Regions from separate parts of the Homo sapiens genome. Here region 2 is linked to region 1. A link is a loop called in an ENCODE intact Hi-C map of the cell type or tissue named here. Cell type or tissue: CD14-positive monocyte. All regions are shown on one strand.

What was found. Hi-C counts contacts between places; a loop is a spot of excess contacts. Peaks named below come from ENCODE experiments on the same cell type or tissue, not always from the same donor. Only the 100,000 strongest peaks of a DNase experiment are listed, where the experiment ranks them.
Region 2: it touches region 1 in a loop (7-fold over the local background); 13 of 110 quality-filtered maps call a loop at or near these places.

What each region holds. Positions count from the first base shown.
Region 1 is chr12:68,859,830-68,867,829 of GRCh38, forward strand. CPM (carboxypeptidase M) reads right to left here. Exons shown (of 9, transcript NM_198320.5): 7 at 7,067-7,219. Among named protein-coding and RNA genes, the nearest start is that of MDM2, 56 kb to the left of the region's middle. In CD14-positive monocyte, CTCF peaks have their summits at 4,241 (motif pointing right) and 4,440; a DNase peak (open chromatin) is centred at 4,242; H3K27ac peaks cover 700 bases.
Region 2 is chr12:69,249,633-69,257,632 of GRCh38, forward strand. CPSF6 (cleavage and polyadenylation specific factor 6) reads left to right here. Exons shown (of 10, transcript NM_007007.3): 2 at 1,497-1,706; 3 at 3,419-3,522; 4 at 7,065-7,210. Among named protein-coding and RNA genes, the nearest start is that of CPSF6, 14 kb to the left of the region's middle. RefSeq lists a silencer at 3,143-3,343 and an enhancer at 4,419-4,468. In CD14-positive monocyte, CTCF peaks have their summits at 4,550 (motif pointing left) and 4,750; a DNase peak (open chromatin) is centred at 4,519; H3K27ac peaks cover 3,555 bases.

The DNA of each region.
Region 1 (8,000 bases):
AAAAGCCATTTATATTTTAAGACCTTTCTTATTTTAGATCCTACGTGTCACATCTAGTTTGTTTACTCCAGCGTCAAATCATATTACCTTAAGGTGAAGCTGCCTAAGTCCCCAATAACATAAATGAGAATGAAGAGCTACAATAGTAAGATGATCTTGAACTCTCCCCAAACAGTTATGCTCAATAATTATTTATTAGGGCAGAAAAATACGAGGCACACGTAACAGTTTCCCCCAGAAACGGTTAAAGTGAAAAATAAAAATTTTGGCATTTAGCAAAACAATGTTTATCTTGAACTTCAACAAACTTCTATCTGACCTAGGTTGCCTTTTATTATACTTTCTGTCCTATTTAGTTCCTGACTCTTCATTTTTTGTCTCCTGAGGAGGAAAATGCCACATTTCCTTCTCCCTTTCTCTATACAACTGTGTAAACTTCTATTTTCACTTCGTGTGTTCCTCTTTGCCCTCTCTTTTTTAAACACAGTTCCATTTATATTTATTCCTACTGCTTGATACATATCCTTTTGATGTTTAGGTAGTACCCAATCATAAATTGGTAATAATTTGGTAACCTGATTACGCATTTATTCCTTGGGTTTCAGTGGCATTATTTTGTTTTATTTAATTAATTAATTAACTTTTTGTAGAGATGGGGTTTCACCATGTTGCCCAGGCTTGTCTTGAACTCCTGGGCTCAAGCAATCCACCTGCCTAAGCTTCCCAAAGTGCTGGGATTACAGGTGTGAGGCACCACACTCAGCTTCAATGGCATTATTTTGAAGAGCTATTTACACTGTGCCCCCCTTAGGAGGTCCTTTGATATGTGATAAATATAGCGTGTACCCATCATCATAGCTTGGTGTGACAGAAAGAACCTAGTCAGGTTTTGATTTGAATTCTAGTTCTCAAGTCACTGAACATTCCCAAGCCTCAATTTTATCACCTATGAAATGGGGATAATATACCACCACCCAGGATGGTTGTGAAGATTAAATGTAAGTAACACAGAACAGGAGGATCAACAAACATTAATTCTTGCTTTCCTTTCTTCTTCTTTTTTTTTTTTTAGACAGGGTCTTGCTCTGTCACCCAGGCTGGAGTGCAGTGGTGTGATCAGGGCTTACTGCAGCCTTGACTTCCCATGCTCAAGCAGTCCTCCCACCTCAGCCTCCCAAGTAGGTGGGACTACAGGCACACACCACCACACCTGGCTAATTTTTGTATTTTTTTGTAGAGGTGGGGTTTCGCCATGTTGCACAGGCTAGTCTTGAACTCCTGAGCTCACATGATCTACCTTGGCCTCCCAAAGTGCTGGAGTGCAGGGATTATAGGTGTGAGCCACCAGGCCTGGCTTTCTTTCCTTTCCTCTTATTTGGATTAAGAAAAACTATGTGGTGTGGCGGGGGGAGAATATATTAGATGAATTTCTGGAGTCTTAATTCAACTTTGTTCCACAAAGCAGGAATATGTGAGGGAAGAAGCTATGCATATTATTTCCTTTTCCAGGGCTCTGAGCTAGTTTACAGTCTTCATGCCACTTAGAAAATCCATGCGTTTCAGCAAGGTAACTTGTGCTGGATGGTGTTGTGTCTGTTGGCATCTTTTGTATTTTTTGTTGACTTCCCCAAAACCAACCAAATCGAAGAAAATCAAGTGCATAAAAAATGAAGCAGAGCTATCATTGAAACTGACATTACACAATTTTTTGTTTTTTTTTTTGAGATGGAATTTTGCTGTTGTTGCCCAGGCTGCAATGGCGCGATCTCAGCTCACTGCAACCTCTGCCTCCCGGGTTCAAGCAATCTCCTGCCTCAGCCTCCTAAGTAGCTGGGATTACAGGCACGCACCATCACGCCCATCTTATTTTGTATTTTTAGTAGAGACAGGGTTTCTCCATGTTGGTCAGGCTGGTCTTGAACTCCTGACCTCAAATGATCCGCCCGCCTCAGCCTCCCAAAGTGCTGGGATTACAGGCGTGAGCCATCGCGCCCGGCTAACATTACACCATTCTTTAACATTGGAGATAATGATGAAATAGAATTCAGGGTACTAGTAATGAGTAGTTGGCAGAAGACACCAAAAAAAAAAAAAAAAAAAAAAAAAAGTCATGGTACCCTTTAAAAAAAGGCAGCAAATTTCTTCTTGGCTAGAAGCAGTTACACTTTAATAGAACAGATTTGACTTTTTTGACAGTCACATGACAGTGATTTTGGATGGCCTCAGGGACTTGAACAACACCTACGTATCAGTGTGTGCTGCAGCTGAATCAAGGCTCCAGTCAACCTGCGGTCTGCCTACCCTCAAAGATAGAAAAAGGAAGAACAATTTGCATTTGAAGAAATGTCTGAAAATCTTCATATTCCAGTTTGACCCTCATTCGTCATCCCCTAATAACCCAAAGATTCACTTTCTTTTTTTTTAAATTGAAGTCTCCCTCTGTTGCCCAGGCTGGAGTGCAGTGGCACCAGTTCGGCTCACTGCAACTTTCATCTCCCGGGTTCAAGCGATTCTCCTGCCTCAGCACCCCAAGTAGCTGGGATTACAGGTGCCCACCACCACACCTGGCTAATTTTTGTATTTTTAGTAGAGATGGGTTTCACCACGTTGGCCAGGCTGGTCTCGAACTCCTGATCTCAAGTGATCCGCCCACCTTGGCCTCCCAAAGTGCTGGGATTACAGGCCCAAAGACTCACTTTCATATGACTCTTACCTAAACCTAAAGATGGTTCTTCCAGCTATGGAAGCCTGGGGTATGCGAATATCACTGTTACTGGGCAAACACAGACCATGCTTATGTATGGAATTTATATTCAAAGGAAAACCCCTCCCACCAGCCAAATAAAAGCGTGCTTTAGCTTGTATATGTCTTTACAATATTTTGTCTACATACCACCAAACCTTTTACTTAAGAGGGAAGTAATTGTTTTACCAGAAAATGTGATTTATTTCTATATGCTGAAGTTGAAACATTGAAAAAAAGACTGGTAGACCCTAAGAGACGCAGAGAGAGCCAACACTATATTAAAAAAAAAAAAAGGAAAATTTGAAAAATGCTCAGATACAATACAAATGAGAAGACATAAAATCTGAGATATAAATTCTGTGGCCAGATGGGGAGATACATGGGAGAAATGTAAAGCTCTTTTTCCCTTGGAAATGGATTAGAGCTTCATGAATGAAAAGTCTTGGCTGGGCAAGCACTAGAATTCTGCATCTGTTGGCCACAATTTAGAGTCGGAGCTGGGACAGTACTTAGGAGACTGCTTGTTTGTGCCCATGTCCCCACCGCATGGTCACAGTTGCCTCCTATTTTGGATGTGATAACAGATCCACATCTGTGGCTCACAGGCTTCTGGAACTCAGCACATACCAGATTCTTTTATGCCCAGGTTGCTTAGGTTTCTGGATGCTGTGAGCCATTCCCTTGCTCTCTAGGTTCAGATCTGCTTTGAGGAGTCCAGGGGAAAGACAGGGCCGCAGCAGGCAGGTAACACCGTGTCTGGCTCATCTTTGCTTCTCCTCAGAGACCGGGACAAGCAAGACATTTTAAGCCTCTAGAATTCAGACTTGCCCTCCTTTGCTACTTTGGTTTTAATGTCTGCCGACACCCTCATCTCAACTTGAACCTAGTAAATCATCCTCTAAGCAGGACAACACAGCACCAAGGGGCCCGAGTTTCAGTTGAGGTCTGCAGTGAGTTCTAATTGAAGGAATAACACCACTGAAGCCTTAGAACAGGCTGGTGGGAGGCAAGGCTGATGCTATTACTCTCAACTTTCTGTTGACTACACTGAGATTCAGACAAGTGCTTGCTCAAGATTGCAAACATCGCCAGATGACAAAACAGCTTGGGCTCTACCTAAGCCTCTACCCTCTTGGCAAGGCCCTTCCACTAAAGCAGAAGGCCTTTCCTTCCCAGACAAGGTGGCTCAGAGACTTCCAGATGGGTCAAAACCTCAGAAACTCAGAAGCATCCTAGCAATTGGTAAAATGGAACCAGTAAATGCAATGCAGTTTGACGAATATCAATAATGTCTTTAAACCAGAGCAATACCAATAAAGGGGTGTTTGCTGCCATTCTTCACAAACAAAATATTCATTAGTTTCTTATTGGGCACTAGTAGGGAGAGAACCTTTCTATTAAGTAGTAATAACCACACTGTATTGGTATTTTGAAATATGGTTTCATTATTAAACCATGTTATGCATCTGTCTTAAACCACAAGGGGGCAGGGTTGATGTGCCAATATATGTATTTTTTGAGTGAGTTGTTTGCATCTGATTATAGAGACAGGCAGATACACATTCTTTATAAAACCTAATGCAAATGGGCTGGGCATGGTGGCTCATGCCTGTAATCCCAGCACTCTGGGAGGCCGAGGCCGGCGGATCACCTGAGGTCAGGAGTTCAAGACCAGCCTGGGCAATATGGTGAAACCCTGTCTCTACAAAAATACAAAATTAGCCGGGCATGATGGTGGGTGTCTGTAATTCCAGCAAATTGGGAGGCTGAGTGGGAGAATCACATGAACCTGGGAGGCGGAGGTTACAGTGAGCCGAGATCATCACACCATTGCACTCCAGCCTAGATGACAGAGCGAGACTCCGTCTCAAAAACAAAAAAACAAAACCTAGTGCAAATGGACTGGTAAGCCTTCCAAATTATTAAAAATAATAATAGGTATACTGCAATTTATATTGCCCTTTCCCTGGCAATATTACATCAACATGATACTTCAAAGCCCACCTTAATTCAGTGCTTGGTAAATAATCTTTACAGCTAGATTGAGGTTCTGAAAATAGTAGTGCAGTTACACAGAGCATATTTGATGTTCACTTGCACGCCCATACCCATGTTGATACTGGTGAAGAATGAATTTCAGAAAAGGATAGGCAGAGCCAGTCACGGTGGCTCACACCTGGGATCCCAGCACTTTGGGAGGCTGAGGCAGAAGGATCGCTTGAGCCCAGGAGTTTGGGACTCACCTGGACAACATAGCAAGATTCTGTCTCTATATAAAATTGTTTAAAAAATTAGCTGGATGTGGTGCTGTGCACCTGTAGTCCTACTTACTTGGGACACTGAGGCAGAAGGATCACTTGAGCCCAGGAGTTCAAGGTACAGTGGGCAATGACTGTGCCACTGTACTCCAGCCTGGGTGACAGAGTGAGACCCTGTCTCTAAAATGATGATAATGATAATAATAGTAATAGATTAACAAACTAAAGGATCAATAGAGGTAGAAATATAATAGAAATGTTAGACTAATACATGACATGCCTCATGAGGAAAATCTAGTGGAGAAAGAATTACCAGAATACTAAGCAAGAGAGAACCCAAGACAACGTTTGATGACATAATGAAGAAGGTGAAAGTCCCAATAATAAGTTTATAATCTTTATTAAGATGCTGGTGAGAAAGAACGATATTTCATAACATCCCCTATCACAGGGAGTCAACCTAGTCCATGAACGACTCAGCCAGTTAGACATAGCCCTGTGAGTTTACCAGTAATCTTTGTGTACTTCTCTTCAGGTCAGGGCATGGAGGCTGGGGATACAGGTATGAAAGAGGGCAGGGGCATCCCTTTTAGGGATGTGTGCCGAGGAAGGGTCCTAATCATCCTTGCACTCAGCCCTCTGGCCCTGTGCTACCTTCCCTCATCCTTCTCCATCTTCTTTGTAGCAGGAGGAAAGCTTTGCTGTGAATCATGCAGAAAATTCCGGGAATTATGCAGTTATGCAGTAGGCCCATGCAGCAAACCTTTTCAACACCCACACACACCCACACACACACACACTCACACTCTCTCTCTCTCTCTCTCCATGTGGTATCATAGCTATTATGCCAATTCCTGATATGTTTCTCTCCCCAAGCCATTCTGAATGGAGAAAGATAACTTCACCTCTGTAAATATAGAAGAGCCTTCCACACCTTGCCCAAAGAGACACCACCTGGTTAATAAACTTGAACTGTACAAGATTCCATCATCATCTCTAGCAGTGTGTTTCTCTAGTGCAATGGCTTTCTAAGTATAGCCGCTGGACCAGCAGCATCAGCATCACGTGGTAAGGTGGTCCAAACAGAAACTCCGGGTTGGGGCCTGGCAATCTGTTTTAGCAAGCGCTCCCGGTGAGTCCACTGCACGTTTGAAAGCTATCACTCTCTGCCACATTTAGTCTGTCTATCTGTGATAAGGGCCAGCCAGCCTTCAGCAAACAGGCTGGCAAGATTTCTAGCACCAGGACATCTGGCAGAGTTCGGAGGTGAGAGGGGTTGAAGGTAATGGTGCTAGCTCACCACCCCAATTCTGGAAAAAATGCAAAGTGGTATGTCCAGTGTTCTCAGGGTCCTTGGTACTGCGTGGTGAGTGACAAGCAAACATAGTATTTTTCTAAATGGGAGATGATGTAACAGAGTAGCAGCCTATTTTCCTGATATTTTGCCAGATTTCTAGATCATTCAACATGTAAAATTAGGGGGACTCTGGATGTTTGTTTGTTTGTTTGTTTGTTTTTGAGATGGAGTCTTACTCTGTCACCCAGTCTGGAGTACATTGGCACCATCTTGGCTCCTTGGCGGAGGGAGCAACTTCTGCCTCCCGGGTTCAAGTGATTCTCCTGCCTCAGCCTCCCAAGTAACTGGGACTACAGGCGTGTGCCACCACGCCTGGCTAATTTTTGTATTTTCAGTAGAGATGAGGTTTCGCCTTGTTGGCCAGGCTGGTCTCGAACTCCTGACCTCAGGTGATACACCTGCCTCGGCCTCCCAAAGTGCTGGGATTACAGGCATGAGCCACCACGACCACCTGGTACTCTGGATTTTTATACCCTCATATTAAAGGAACATGCATCATGCTTCCTTTTCTATGAATGAGTGGGCACTGCATTTCTCACACACTGCAGATACTCATGCAGAGAGAATTCTTAACCATCAGATCTGGCACTGAAATGAGGCTATAACTACAAAGCATAAATAAAGGCTTGCGTTTAGTCAACCCAGAGGTCTTGCCAGATGCTCTATTTTGTATTAATAGGGAATTAATAAGAAAATTTTACAAACCTAGGTGCACCTGCTTTATATATTCAATTAATGAGGCTTTGTTATTATTCCAAAAGGATGGAAGCTTCTCCTCACGAGGATATTTACAGCATGACAGCTCCAACGTAATTTCAAAACACTGGGCCCAGATGTAGTTGTAATCTTGCATTCCACCTAAACACAAGCATATTTAATTTTTGTTAGGGTCTAAAATTGGAGTGGAGCCAAGTATCACGTGCCTCGGGGACAAATGAATCAGACAGCTACATGTAAACAGGAAAAAATGAATTTGACATATTAGCTTGTAAAATCAGGGCTTGACATTCTATTACCCAGGCGTGACTAGACAATCCTAAATATTCCCATATGGGTAACTGGATCAGAGCTGACTGAAGTTCAACTGTGCATCAAAATTAAGTGACGGGTGAAGGAAGGGTCCTTTTTTGTTTTTATTTTTTGAAATCCTACATTACAAAAATGATTCTTTGAATTTCATTTCTTTCTTAAATTACATTTTACATGGATATAAGCTAGAATAAGATTCCTTTAAAATATTTCTACAAATCATTTATAAATACACTTACTAAGCAAAGCTAAGCATGCTAATTTGGGGGAATCATGGGCCAACATTCACTATTGCCAGGTACCATATGAAGTGCTTTGTATCAGCTCATTTAATCCTCACAGCAATTGCCCCTACTTTACAGATGAGGAAACATGATCACAGATGTTAAAGAAAAGTGCTCAGGGGTTTTGGCCAGTAAATGACAGACACTGGAGTGCAGGCCACCTTCCGCCAGCACCTGTGGGCTTCCCCAATATGCCAGAGTGCTCCTGGGGATCAAAGAAAGAGTGCTGCACTGCCTCTCAGAGGTGAACGGCCCGGCCCCCTGTGGAGCCCAGGCTGCCACTGCTCATGCTGACTTTCCAGTTCTCTCCTCTGGTCCCTTACTTT
Region 2 (8,000 bases), 390 kb after region 1:
ACTTAGTTGTGGAAAGGGAGAGTAGAAGATAAAAATGGAGATTTTCCTGTGCTACAGGCTTAGTCAAGCTTATGGTCTATTTAATGGTTATCAAAGGCAATTAAATAGTGTTGAGTGTTCTGCTTTTACCTACATTTCATTTTTCATGTACTTAGTTACAAATTGAACCCTCTTCTATTTTTTTCCTGCTCCTGTTTCTGTTTCATTTTAGTTTTCCTTTTCCCTGATTATCATTTAGGCATGTAAGTGACACCCAGTAGCATTGCTTTAATTCTGCTGGTGACAGTGCCAAAGCTTTACTATACTCTTTTTGTTGTCTGTTGCTTTTCTCTTGCTAATTTGCTTGACTAGATAACTAAGAATTCAGGTAAGCATTAGCTCTTTGTTCACTGAGAATAATACAACTTGCAAGATAATTAATTTGGATTGTTCTACATGTATTTCGTTTATTTCTCTTTACCTTGTTCATTTATTACGACATTTTGAATTATTTACATACCCATATTTCTTCTTTCTTTTATGGCTCAGCTCACTATGCTTTTTTTTAATACTGGTAGCTTCCTCAAGGTTGGAAAACAAGATCTGAATACTATAGAAAATAATAACTATTTTTCTGTGGTCATATTAAAGATATAATGGCTTTGGATTTTGGGGTGATTTTTCTACTGTCAGTTTAAAAAAAACTTGTCTATTTGCATTTGTGTGTTATTACTTCTAGTTAAGAGTATTTCCAAGGAAAGTTTCATGTTACTTATTTTGTTTCCATGTCTTTTTCCAAAAGAACTTATTTTTTATATTATAATAAATATCAGTGGAAAAGTAGGTTTCGTTATATAGAAATTAACTTTAGGCTGGGTGCAGTGGCTCAAGCCTATATTTGGGAGGCCGAGGCAGGAGGATTGCTTGAACTCAGGAGTTCGAAACTAGCGTGGGCAATGTAGCGAGACCTGGTCTCTACAAAAAAAAAAAAAAAAAGAAAAAAAAGAAAAGAAATAAAGGAAACCCCCTTTTTTTGTTTTTTTGTTTTTTTTTGAGATGAAGTCTTGCTCTGTCGCCCAGGCTGGAGTGCAATGGCACGATCTTGGCTCACTACAACCTCCGCCTCCCAGGTTCAAGCGATTCTCCTGCCTCAGCCTCCTGAGTAACTGGGATTACAGGCGTGTGCCACCATGCCTGGCTAATTTTTGTATGTTTAGTAGAGACAGGGCTTCATCATGTTGGCTAGGCTGGTCTCGAACTCCTGACCTCAAGTGATCCACCTGCCTCGGCCTCCCAAGTGCTGGGATTACAGGTGTGAGCCACCACTCCCGGCAAGAAATTCACTTTTTAGACCTGTTCAAGAATACATCTATTGCATAAAGTGGAAAAAGATTTGTACTGAAATCCTTGGCCTTTTTCCATCAGATTTTTAAAACAAAAAGTTGAATTTGTATTCAAGTCTATTTTAGTAGTATTTTGACTTTTGTATAATCTAGAGCATTATTTCTGTATCTCAGGAAGCTGAATATGGTGGGCATGATCAGATAGATTTGTATGACGATGTCATATCTCCATCTGCAAATAATGGAGATGCCCCAGAAGACCGAGATTACATGGATACTCTCCCACCAACTGTTGGTGATGATGTGGGTAAAGGAGCAGCACCAAATGTTGTCTATACATATACTGGAAAGAGAATTGCATTATATATTGGAAATCTAACATGGGTAAGTGAAGTTAATATAAGAATTAAATTATTGGTAATTGATTTTGAACTGCTCTAGTAATTAATGTTTTTCTCCAGATTTTTATAAGTTTGAAGTTACTGTGTTTTTCTATATGTGTTTGCTTGTCCAATGAGGAGGGAAATACAAATATCTTTGCAACATCGTTAATTCGAATTCTTCTAGTTTTGAGTTTTGTGGTCATTCAACTTTTCTTGGTGGAGATACTAGTTAAATATAGTTAAATTAGTTTTGTCTTCAGTTACCTTTTTTATGCTACCACTTTACCTTGCTTCCGATAGCCCAGTTTCACTAAAAATAATGCTCACATGGGGTCTCAAACCAGGATTCAAGTGTAAAAGGAAAGAGACATAGTATCACTCCTGGTTTAAAAATAGTGTCCATTATTTAATTTGTGTTACAAATTTGAGTTTTATTTCTGCCCTTAAATTTGAAATCTGATTTATAGAAGCACTTCTGTGCGTATTATATTTTAATTTGGGTTGTCATGAGACTAAGATTATTGATTTAGAGCTTCATTAAATGCACATATGTATATTTATTTTTTATTAATATTACATCTTAAGTATCATTAAAATAGTCCTATAGAATGTTTGTATTTCTACTTAGTTATATGTATACTTGAAAGTTAAAAACTTGTATATGCAAAAATCAATAAAACTTGGCACCCTTGCATTTCCTTAATAACACTGTATTTTTAAACGTTTTATTTACATTTCTTTTTTTCAGGGGGAGACAGAATTTGCAAAACTCTGTCACCCAGGCTGGAGTGCAGTGGTGTAATCATAGCTCACTGAAGCCTCAAACTCCTGGGCTGAAGTGATTCTCCTGTGTCAGCCTCCAAGTAGCTAGGACCACAGGCATGTGTCACTCTGCCTGGCTAATTAAAAACAAAACAAACACTTTTGTAGAGCTGACTTCTTGCTATATTGCTTCAGGCTGGCCTCAAATTCCTGGCCTCAAGTGATCCTCCTAACCAAGCTCTCAAAGTGCTAGGATTATGGTGCCCAGCCTATTTACATTTCTTTTAAAACTAAATGTAACAGATCTCCCACCACCCAGTCTGAGTATTCTATAAAATTGGAGACAGTAGCAGTGTAGTTATGAAAGTATGGTTGCTAAGTAAGTATTTGGATCTTAGCTCCACCATCTATTATTAGTTTTGTGACCTTGTTAAAGAGTTAAAGCTCTTTAACTTCTATTGTATCATGTGTAAAATGGGTATAATAATAGTGCTTATATGGTTGTTATAAGAGTTAGTTGATACATAAAGTATATGGTAGATATTAAATACATGTTAGTTTTTTCTTATCTGCATTTTAATTCAAAAACAAGATGAAATTCAAAATACTTTCCTTTAATGGGAGGAAGTGAAATTGGTTTTATTCACAATTTAAAATCATAGCAGTTTAAAGCTGTAAGGGACCAGAAACTCTTGAGAGTCAAATCTTATTGTAACCCCAAGGGTATATACCTTCTAGTTTCTGAAATACTTATCAGGGAATGAAGTTAGGTTCCCAGATGGTTTTTGTGCTGTTTAAAAATTGGAGTCTGACTGGCCATAACTAGACTTAGATTTGCACTCAGCATTTATTTTCTCTTTTATGTCTCAAATTTCCCCTTAAAAACTAGACTGGGATAATAAAAATCTTGGTTTTATTTTAATGGTTAATGAGGGGGAAAATATCTTGCAGTGGACAACAGATGAAGACTTAACTGAAGCAGTTCATTCTTTGGGAGTAAATGATATTTTGGAGATAAAATTTTTTGAAAATCGGGCAAATGGCCAGTCAAAGGGGTAAGTTTTTTTTTTCTTTCTTTTTGATTTAGTAGCTAGTGATACAGTTTTTACAAGTTAACTTTCCTTTAAGTTAATGTTAATTACACATGTATACACATGTATACAAACAACACATGATTGTTTACATTGGAAGGAGGTTCTTGGGCAAAGATTGATACTTTTCATTTTACGTACCCTATTACCTAACACACTAAAACCAGTAGAGTGGAAATGTGGACAGATTTATTTTCTATTTTTCCCAAGTTTTCTCTATCTGTGGTTGAAATGGTTGTTGAAATGACAGTTTAAGAACCATTACTCTCCCTGTGATTAAGAGATGGGAGAAGATGGGCAACTGAATAATGTGTTACATGGATATTTTGCTTTATTTCACTACTAAACTATACAAGTGGGATAGCCTCAGCATGAGAACATTATAAATACAGATATCTAAAAGTAAGAAAATAAAATACCACTGTCCTACCATTCATTGATGTTTACTTTTAACATTTTAGTGAAGATTCTTTTGGGCTTTTTCCTAAAAATAAATAAATAAATAAATAATGGAATTATAATTCATGTGTTTTATATGTTTGATATAAGGAATAAAAATAAATACACATCCTCTCTAATGTCTAATTCTTTTGCATCATACCTGGTATGCTACTGTAATTTACCTTTCTTATTTTTGGTTATCGTGGTGGTTTCCACTTTTGCCTATTGTAAATAATGTTGCAGCAGACATCATTTTATATAAGTCTTTTGGTACAGATTTTGGATTTTCTTTTAAGGATAAATTGTTAGATGCACAATGATAAAGAATTTTCTTATTTCTTATATTGCTTACTTATCTTAGAAGATTATACCAATTTATACTAAACTGAGAATATTTTCAAAATATATGCAGAGTCTGAATACTTCTCACTAACTTTACTTATACCACTTGGTCAAAGCCACTATCATCTCTCACTTAAACTTTGGCAGTAGCTTCCTAACTGGAAGTATAGACTGCCCCCTACAGTCTGTACTCCACATAACAGAAGTTCTAAAAAAAAAATGACATTCTGCTCAATCTTCTCATGGTTTCCTGTCTGTCTCATTCTTTACCATTGTCTACAAGGTACTTTCTGGTCTGTTTTCCCACCACCTTTCTAACCCTATCCTACCACTCTTTTTCAGCCACATTAGTCTCTTTGCTGTTGGCCAGACCAATTCCTACCTAGGACCTTTAGCTGTTTTCTCTTCTTGGTTTACTTTTCCCCCTCAAATATCCACATGGCTTACTCTTTGACTTCATTCAGGACTCAAACTGTTTAAGAGTTTTCTTCCATGACCATCTTGTGCAAAGTAGCACCTTCCTATCCTGTTTCCTTTATTTCTGCTCTGATATATTTTACTCGTTTGTTGTCTCCTCTTCCAAGCCTTTAAGCTTAATGAGAACAGAGATTTTGTTTTGTTCTCTATTACTTCTCCAGCTCTAGAATGGTACCTTGCGTATAAGAAGTGGTGCTTAATAAATATTTGTTAAATTAATTTAGTTTTTTCTAAATGTTGTGACCCAAGATAATCCTGGTGCAAACAGCAGAACTTGTTGACTAAAATAAGAAGGATAATTTAAAAGATCATATTGAACATTAGGGGGAAAAGAGCTTAAGCTTCTTAAGCTACTAAGACCCTCCCTCCCTCAAATAATTTAGAATATCCTGTAACTATACGAATTGGTAATCATTCTGATTATTTTAAATTTGTTTTTCTTTTTGAGGTATAATTCATATGCCATAAAATGCAGGCTTTTAAATGTACAATTCAATGATAATTTATTATATTTATGAAGTTTAGCAACCATTACCACTGTCTCATTCCAGAACATTTCATCACTCCAAGAAGGAACCTTGTACCTGGTTAGCAGTCACTCCCATTTCCTCTCTTCCTATCTGCTGGCAACTGCTAACGTGCTCTGGATATGCCTGTTCTGGACATTTCATCTAAATGGAATCATAAAATACGTAGTCCTATGTGACTGGCTTTTTTCCTTAGCATAATGATTTTAAGGTTCATCCATGTTGAAGCATGCATCAGCATTTCTTTTTATGGCTGAGTAATATTCCACTACATGGATATAGCACTTTTTTCTTTTAATCTATCAGTCGATGGACGTCTAGGTTATTTCCACTTTTGGCTATTAAGGAAAATGCCCCTGTGAATATTTGTGTACCCATTTTGTGTGAACATGTATTTTCAGTTCTGTTGGATGTGTACCTAGGAATGGAATTACTGGGTTAATATAGTAACTCTATGTTTAAATGTTTGAGGAATTACCAGATTATTTGCCAGAGGCATTGTGCCATTTTATTAATACGTGCTCATCAGCAATGTGCAATGGTTCCAGTTTCTCCACATATTTATTTATTTATTTATTTATTGAGACAGAGTCTCACTCTGTCACCCAGGCTGGAGTGCAGTGGCGCAATCTTGGCTCATTGCAACTTCTGCCTCCCAGGTTCAAGCGATTCTCCTGTCTCAGCCTCCCAGCGTGGGACTACAGGCACACGCCACCATGCCTGGCTAATTTTTGAATTTTTAGTAGAGACGGGGTTTCACCATGTTGGTCAGGCTGGTCTTGAACTCCTGACCTCATGATCCTCCTGCCTTGGCCTCCCAAAGTGCTGAGATTATAGGCGTGAGCCACTGCACCCGGCCTCTCCACATCTTTAATACTTGTCTTTTTGATTATAGCCACCCTAGTGGGTATGGGGTGGTATCTTGTGGTTTTGATTTGCACTTCCCCAATAGTTAATGATATTGTACATCTTTTTATTGTAGCAAAAAGTGGAAGCAACCCAAATGTCCATGAACTGATGGATACATTTCTTTTAATGTTGTATATTTATAATGGAAAATTATTCACCCATAAAAGTAAGTGGTGATGCATGCTGTAACAGTGGATGAAGCTTGAAAACATGCTAGTTAAAGAAGGCTGGTCACAAGGGACCTCCTATTGTATGATTCCATTTAGATGAAATGTCTAGGATAGGCCAGTCCAGAGACAGAAATTAGGTTTAGTGGTTCCATAGGGTACAGGGATGGGAAGGAATGGGAGCGATGGCTAATGGATATGGAGTTTCTTTTTGGGGTGATGAAAATGTTTTAAAATTGATTATGGTGGTGGTTATAACACTGTGAAATACTAAAAACCACTGAATTATATATTTTGAATGACTGAATTCTATGGTATGTTATACAAGATGAACAAAAATGTGTACTCGTATAGTTAAGAAATATTTTTAGTTTTTAAAATTATTTATTTTTAGAGACAGGATCTCACTGTGTTGCCCAGGCTGGAGTGCAGTAGTGTGATTATAGGTTACTGTAGCCTCAAACTCCTGGGCTCAAGCAATCCTCGTGCCTCAACCTTCTAAGCAGCTGGGATTACAGGCATGAGCCACTGTGCCCAGCTGTTGTTTTAGATAAAAGCAGATTAAGACCTTTTTACAGAAGAATAACAGTAATAATATTGATCTCTTTTTACTTTGTATCCTCACCCCTTAAACACTTTTTAGGTTTGCCCTTGTTGGTGTTGGATCTGAAGCATCTTCAAAAAAGTTAATGGATCTGTTACCTAAAAGAGAACTTCATGGTCAGAATCCTGTTGTAACTCCATGCAATAAACAGTTCCTGAGTCAATTTGAAATGCAGTCCAGGAAAAGTAAGCAGTCCTCAGAGGCTTTTATTAAAATATGTACATTTTAACCAGTGCATTTGTTAGGTGTTATACTAGAGAAGTCATCTTAATACTAGCTCACTAGGAACTCCATTTCACAAAGTCCATGCTTTGAATTAGATTTAATCACTGGTTATGACTGTGGGCCTGTGTACGAGAAACCTACTCCTGTTCCATTTTTCTCCAGATGTAACAGACCCAATACTATACAACAATGTGCAAGTTCTATAGCCCTGCCATTCTTGTCCTATTATTTCCATCTTAGATACAGAAAGAAACTACATTCTAATTCTTAGATTAAAGGAGAGCTATGTGGATGTGTATTATGGTGGGGGAGAGATCACTGATAACCAGAAAATGTTCATTGATTTTTCTGCTTGGCAACAAGACCTTTCACCACTTGGTAAACTGAATATAGAAAAGATTTGTCATTATACATTTAAGTACATTATCTTTAAAGAGATGAGATGGATGATTATGTAATTAACAGAAATTCAAGTGGTTCCTTTTCTTTTAATGTTTTAGCACTTAAGACTTAACTGAAGAAGTGTGTTACAAAATTTAAATGATGTAATACTGAAATTAAGATATCTGTTGAAGAATTTCGGTCTTGGCTGCTGCAGAGTGCTGGTATTTTGAAAGTAACTCACGATTACCTATGGAAAATATATTTAAACCTGGATATTTTGAGTCTTTAAAAGTACCCAAATAGATGTGAATGTTTTCCTAAACCATACTTTCTTATGTAGTTTGCATAGGCACAAGGCATTTGCAA